Linked DNA regions of Homo sapiens: region 1 is linked to region 2. A link is an interaction called in ENCODE POLR2A ChIA-PET data of the cell type or tissue named here. Cell type or tissue: PC-9. All regions are shown on one strand. Each heading gives the region's core, and the rest is flanking DNA. Links, peaks and the distances in the headings are about the cores only. Region 1 overlaps UQCC5 (ubiquinol-cytochrome c reductase complex assembly factor 5). Region 2 holds the start of SNORD136 (small nucleolar RNA, C/D box 136).

Region 1 (2,914 bases), core at 301-2,800, 150 kb before region 2:
CTGATGCTTAAGGCCATAGGGTATCCTCAAGTTAATGATCTCTGCCACAAACATGTCTCCTAATTTTTTCTAGATTTTTCTTCTAATTTTAGTCCACTTATCTTAGAACCAATTCAGTAAAGAACCATTAACTAACTACTCCCATCTCCTTAAAGCACTACCTACACTACAGTGCAGCAAGCCCAGAGTCACAGCTGGGAGATGGCTTGAATGTGAAAGGCCAGTAATGACCTCTGCCATCAGGGAGAGGACGGTGGTTCATCGTATTCTCATGCCCAGTTGTGTCATCTAGGATTCCTGGTAAACCTAACCTGATAAACCATTTTTAGTGACTTGACTGCTGTATAAAAACTATAGTATGATTCTCAATTATATGGCCATACTCCATGTTTGCCCTAACCCACCTTGTTTTAGGAGTTTAGTATTTGATACATATAGAAAATACGTCATACCTTTTACAAAGAATAATAGTAAACACTAATAAAACCATTGGCTAACTTTTGTGTCTGCTGTGGGTTCATTCCCTGGCCCATCCCCCTGCTTCCACCCCACAGAGAACCATTAGACTGAATTTTGTGTTGGCCTTCTCTAGAGCTTTCCTCTCCATTTCTTTTTCTTCTTTCCATTAGAATGTTAATTTATTTAAGGACAACAGACTTTGAAAATGATGGCCAGGGTTGGTGGCTCAAGCCTGTAATCCAAGCACTTTGGGAGGCTCAGGCAGGAGGATTGCTTGAGGCAAGGAGTTCAAGGCCAGCCTGGGCAACATACACTCCGTCTCTATTAAAAGAAAAAAGAAGGCTGGGTGCAGTGGCTCACACCTGTACTTTCAGCACTTTGGGTGGCCGAGGCAGGTGGATCACCTGAAGTCAGGAGTTCGAGACCAGCCTGACCAACACGGAAAAAGCCCGTCTCTACTAAAAATATAAAATTAGCTGGGTGTATGGCTGGGCATGGTGGCTTACGCCTGTAATCCCAGCACTTTGGGAGGCTGAGGTGGGCAAATCACGAGGTCAGGAGATCGAGACTATCCTGGCTAATACGATGAAACCCCGTCTCTACTAAAAATACAAAAAATTAGCCAGGCGTGGTGGCGGGCACCTGTGGTCCCAGCTACTCGGGAGGCTGAGGCAGGAGAATGGCGTGAACCCGGGAGGCAGAGCTTGCAGAGAGCCGAGATCGCGCCACTGCACGCCAGCCTGGGCGACAAAGCGAGACTCCGTCTCAAAAAAAAAAAAAAAAAAAAAAAAATTAGCCGGGTGTGGTGGCAGGCACCTATAATCCCAGCTACTCAGGAGGCTGAAGCAGGAGAATCGCTTGAACCTGGGAGGCGGAGGTTGCGGTGAGCCGAGATCGCGCCATTGCACTCCAGCCTGGGCAACAAGAGTGAAACTCCGTCTCAAAAAAAAAAAAAAAAGATTGGACAACTTCTGACTTTTAGGCAGGTAGACTACCAAAGCAATTATTGTATTCAATGGAAGATAGGTTTTCAGAGCACATTAGTTTGGATGCTGTGAGTGAGAACTCATTTGTTAGGGTGCAAGCTTTTTTTGAGATGAGTTTCACTGTCACCCAGGCTGGAGTGCAGTGGCATGATTATAGTTCACTGCAGCCTTGAACTCTTGGGCTCAAGCGATCCTCCTGCCTCAGCCTCCCAGGTAGCTGGGACTAGCTAGCTACCATGCTTGGCTAATTTTTAAATTTTTTGTAGACACAGGGTCTTGCTGTGTTGACCAGGCTGGTCTCAAAATCCTGGGCTCAAGCAGTGCTCCCACCTCAGCCTCCCAAAGTGTTGGGATTACAGGCATGAGCTACTGTGCCCAGCTAAGGTATATAAGCTTTTAATTTTTCCTCAAAAGTATTTTTAACTCTCCTACTAGGAATGACTCTATCCTACTTATCAGACACTGAACTATTTAAGGGCGCCAGGAGTAGTGGCTCATGTCTATAATCCCAGCACTTTGGGAGGCTGAGGTAGGAGGATTACTTGAGCCCAGGAGTTCAAGACTAGCCTGGGCAACGTGGTGAAACCCTGTCTCTACAAAAAGTACAAAAAATTAGCCAGGCCTGGTGGTGTGCACCTGTAGTCCCAGCTATTTGGGAGGCTGAGGTGGGAGAATCACCTGAGCCAGATCAAGACTGCAGTAAGTATGATCCCAGCACTGCACTCTAACCTGGGCAATGGAGTGAGACCCTGTCTCCAAAAAAAAAAAAAAAAAAAGCCGTGAAAAGAATTGCAGTACCACCAACTGTAAACTACAGGGCATAAATTTTAATAAATTTCAAGAACTATACTTATTGCAGAATGCTGAAAACCTGATTAGCATTTATTACTAGAACTCTACCTCCACTGTGGTGTTGGGGAAAGAATATGGGCTTTGGAGTGTCACTTTATTATCTGAATTTATAGAGAAAGTACCTAATAATAGTACAACAGTATTACAGCCCCCCCCAAAAAAAGAAAGAAAAAAAGTAGTGAATAAATGAGTTATTTTTGTTCATCTAGCAGTTCTATTTTGGAAGTCTTACCTACATCCCTGATGTGATATTTAATCTCCATTTTGTGTGTGTGTTTAAATTTTTCACACTGAATTAACTCTCTTTAAAGAAATATACTCTTAGCTGGGCGCGGTGGCTCACGCCTGTAATCCTAGCACTTTGGGAGGCCGAGGCAGGCGGATCACGACATCAGGAGATCAAGACCATCCTGGCTAACACAGTGAAACCCCATCTCTACTAAAAACACAAAAAATTAGCCGGGCGTGGTGCTGGGCGCCTGTAGTCCCAGCTACTCAGGAGGCTAAGGCAGGAGAATGGCGTGAACGACAACAACAAAAATATATATATATACGCACACACACACTCTTGGACCCTGTTGTTTTCCAAAGTAATTTATCTCCTAGTAAAGCATGTT
Region 2 (2,914 bases), core at 147-2,646:
TTTGCGGGAAAGTCTGGGTTAATGTGATTTGGTTTTGGGAAATGGCATTGGATAGACTGACCATGGGCACAAGCTCTTAGGCATCAGGAGTGCAGCTGTGAGAAAGTGCAGTGATTTGGTGATAAGTCTCTAAATTTGTTCAGCATGTTAATCTCTGCATAGAGAGCCTTCTAGTTACAATTTCTTGCTGTTTTATACTTACATATGCATTACTTTGTAAGATTCCAATTAAAGCTCCATTTTCCTAGGACATTTTATAGGCATAACTAAATTGCAGCCAGATTGGTTTCTCACTTGAATTCTGCTTAAGTATAAAGATATTTTTGTAAGCAGACAAAATCTCTTTATTTTAATAGGTTCGAGAACATCATCGAAAATTAAGAAAGGAGGCTAAAAAGCGGGGTCACAAGAAGCCTAGGAAAGACCCAGGAGTTCCAAACAGTGCTCCCTTTAAGGAGGCTCTTCTTAGGGAAGCTGAGCTAAGGAAACAGAGGGTAAGTTATGTTAGCCAGAATTTTCATTGAGTGGTGTAGTGTGTTATGTGTGATATTTTTCAGAGTAAGGTAACAACACTAGTCACTGGTTCACCTATTTCCCTTATGGCTCTGACAGCTTGAAGAACTAAAACAGCAGCAGAAACTTGACAGGCAGAAGGAACTAGAAAAGAAAAGAAAACTTGAAACTAATCCTGATATTAAGCCATCAAATGTGGAACCTATGGAAAAGGTATGATTAGGTCTCTTTATGAATGAGAGATCAGGGGTTTTGATTTTGGTTTTTTTGCTTGGGCCTGAGTGCAGTGGCACAATCACAACTCACTGCAACCTGGACCACCCAGGCTCAAGCAGTCTTACCACCTCAGTCTCCAAGTAGCTGGGACTACAGAAGCACACCATCACGCCTGGCTAATTTTTTTTAGCAGACACGGGCTTTCACTATATTGCCAAGGCTGGTCTCAAGTGATCCACCCAACTCAGCCTCCCGAAGTTTCTGGTATTACAGGTGTGGGCTGTTGTGCCTGGCTGAGAGATGAGTTCTGATGCAGAAATAAAAGCACATCCACAGGCTGCTGAGCTTCTTGGGAGGAAGACAACTGAGTTCAGACTCCATCTTACCTATTTAACAACTGCAAGGGCTGCTACTCAGCTGTGGAAAATGGAGTTAGAGGTTACAGTTGCTCTACTTCTAATTTTGTGTTATTTCCCCCTTTATCCTCTAGGAGTTTGGGCTTTGCAAAACTGAGAACAAAGCCAAGTCGGGCAAACAGAATTCAAAGAAGCTGTACTGCCAAGAACTTAAAAAGGTATCTTAGCCTAGGTCAGTGTCTGACAGTAGTAATGAGGTTTAAAAGACTCAAGTCATTTTTTTTTTAACCTTTTAAGATGAAGGGTGCATGTGCAGGTTTGTTATATGGGTAAACTTGCGTCATAGGGGTTTGCTGTACAGATTATTTCATCACCCAGGTATTAAGCCTAGTACGACATTAGTTATCTTTCCTGATCCTCTCCCTCCTCCCACCTTTTCACCAACAAATCATTTCGTGACTCGACTCTAGCTTATGCTGTTTAATGCCTTTCCTGCTATGTTTACCTGACGGAAATAGTTTCTTTGGTTCTAAATATTTGCACAAAACTGGTTCTGCCTGTAAGCATGATTTACAACATTAAAAAAAAACGTTGACATAGTGTTGAGATTGAGAAAGGTACATTGGAGTAAGCAGTGTCAGGCTAAAGGTCTCTAAAGTACTCTGTTGAAACCTAAGTGAAGGAGGACAACTTGGTGTAGTTGCTCTCCAGCACTCCCATCCCCAACATCCATTTTCCCAAGCTCACTCCCCCATGGATAGAACCTGACTGCCCCTCAGCAGCTTTTGGCAAGGCCAGAAGGACCTATCAAACTATATAATTCACTATGGGAGGATTCAGACAGGGATATTTGCATTTTTGAAATCCATCTTGATCAGAGACTGCTGAGCAAGCCTATGTTTTACTTTCCTGTGTGAGAAATGATGAGGGTCAACATTCTTCATACCAAAGTGAAGACATGAGATCCAACTCTGAGCTCACCCTGTTGCTAAATGGATAATGCCAGTACTCTCTTGTGGAAGGTATTACCAGAACAAGGGATGTAGTTCTGATCATTTTCTCCTTGATAATGTAGTTCTGGTCATTTTTTCCTTGATAGGTGATTGAAGCCTCCGATGTTGTCCTAGAGGTGTTGGATGCCAGAGATCCTCTTGGTTGCAGATGTCCTCAGGTAGAAGAGGCCATTGTCCAGAGTGGACAGAAAAAGCTGGTACTTATATTAAATAAATCAGGTGAGTAAAGAGGGTACCCTTTGTCTTCTGTGTACATGGGTGAGGTACGAGGAAACAGTCTGATAGTCACTGAAGACTGATTAGATCCAACTCTGATCTCAGCAAAGCCAGAGTACGTGCACTTTGCCAGAGACAGTGCTAGGCAGTGGGGAGCCAGGTGACTTTTACAACTGACTCAACTGGTTTCTACTATTCTTTTGCCATTCAGTATTTACCATCTTTTAAATAAAGAGTGTAAGCTGCTATACCCAGCTTATTGTGTAGTATATTTCATCTAGGAAGTGATGACAGTGTGACAAATTCCCCACACCTACACAATGTCGGGTATTAGTTCAAGAGTGAAATAAATTGGAACGTATGTGACAAAATATTTAAATGAAATGCATAATTATGCATCTGAGTTTGAGCAGCAGGAAAAAGAAAACCCAGAACAGAGAATTACAAAGCAGAAAATGGGAATGAGATCTAAAATTGTTGTTGGGGTTAAGAAACAATTGGCTGCTTGGGAGGCTGAAGTGGGCACATCACTTGAGGCCAGGAGTTCGAGAAAAGCCTGGCCAACACGGCGAAACCCCATCTCTACTAAAATACAAATAT

Evidence for each region. ChIA-PET counts read pairs that join two places held together with the same protein. Peaks named below come from ENCODE experiments on the same cell type or tissue, not always from the same donor. Only the 100,000 strongest peaks of a DNase experiment are listed, where the experiment ranks them.
Region 1: POLR2A ChIA-PET joins it to region 2 with 10 read pairs; 10 of 35 experiments call an interaction of 5 or more read pairs at or near these places.

The regions. Positions count from the first base shown.
Region 1 is chr3:52,541,394-52,544,307 of GRCh38, forward strand. It overlaps UQCC5 (ubiquinol-cytochrome c reductase complex assembly factor 5), which reads left to right. Exons shown (of 2, transcript NM_001124767.2): 2 at 1-497. Among named protein-coding and RNA genes, the nearest start is that of UQCC5, 6.2 kb to the left of the region's middle. In PC-9, for the core only: no CTCF peak of the experiment used is centred there; no DNase peak of the experiment used is centred there.
Region 2 is chr3:52,686,890-52,689,803 of GRCh38, forward strand. It overlaps GNL3 (G protein nucleolar 3), which reads left to right. Exons shown (of 15, transcript NM_014366.5): 3 at 357-494; 4 at 613-726; 5 at 1,220-1,303; 6 at 2,185-2,317. It overlaps SNORD136 (small nucleolar RNA, C/D box 136), which reads left to right and starts at 1,998; the gene lies at 1,998-2,144. It overlaps SNORD19 (small nucleolar RNA, C/D box 19), which reads left to right and starts at 2,351; the gene lies at 2,351-2,426. In PC-9, for the core only: no CTCF peak of the experiment used is centred there; a DNase peak (open chromatin) is centred at 1,612; H3K4me3 peaks cover 1,188 bases; H3K27ac peaks cover 2,338 bases.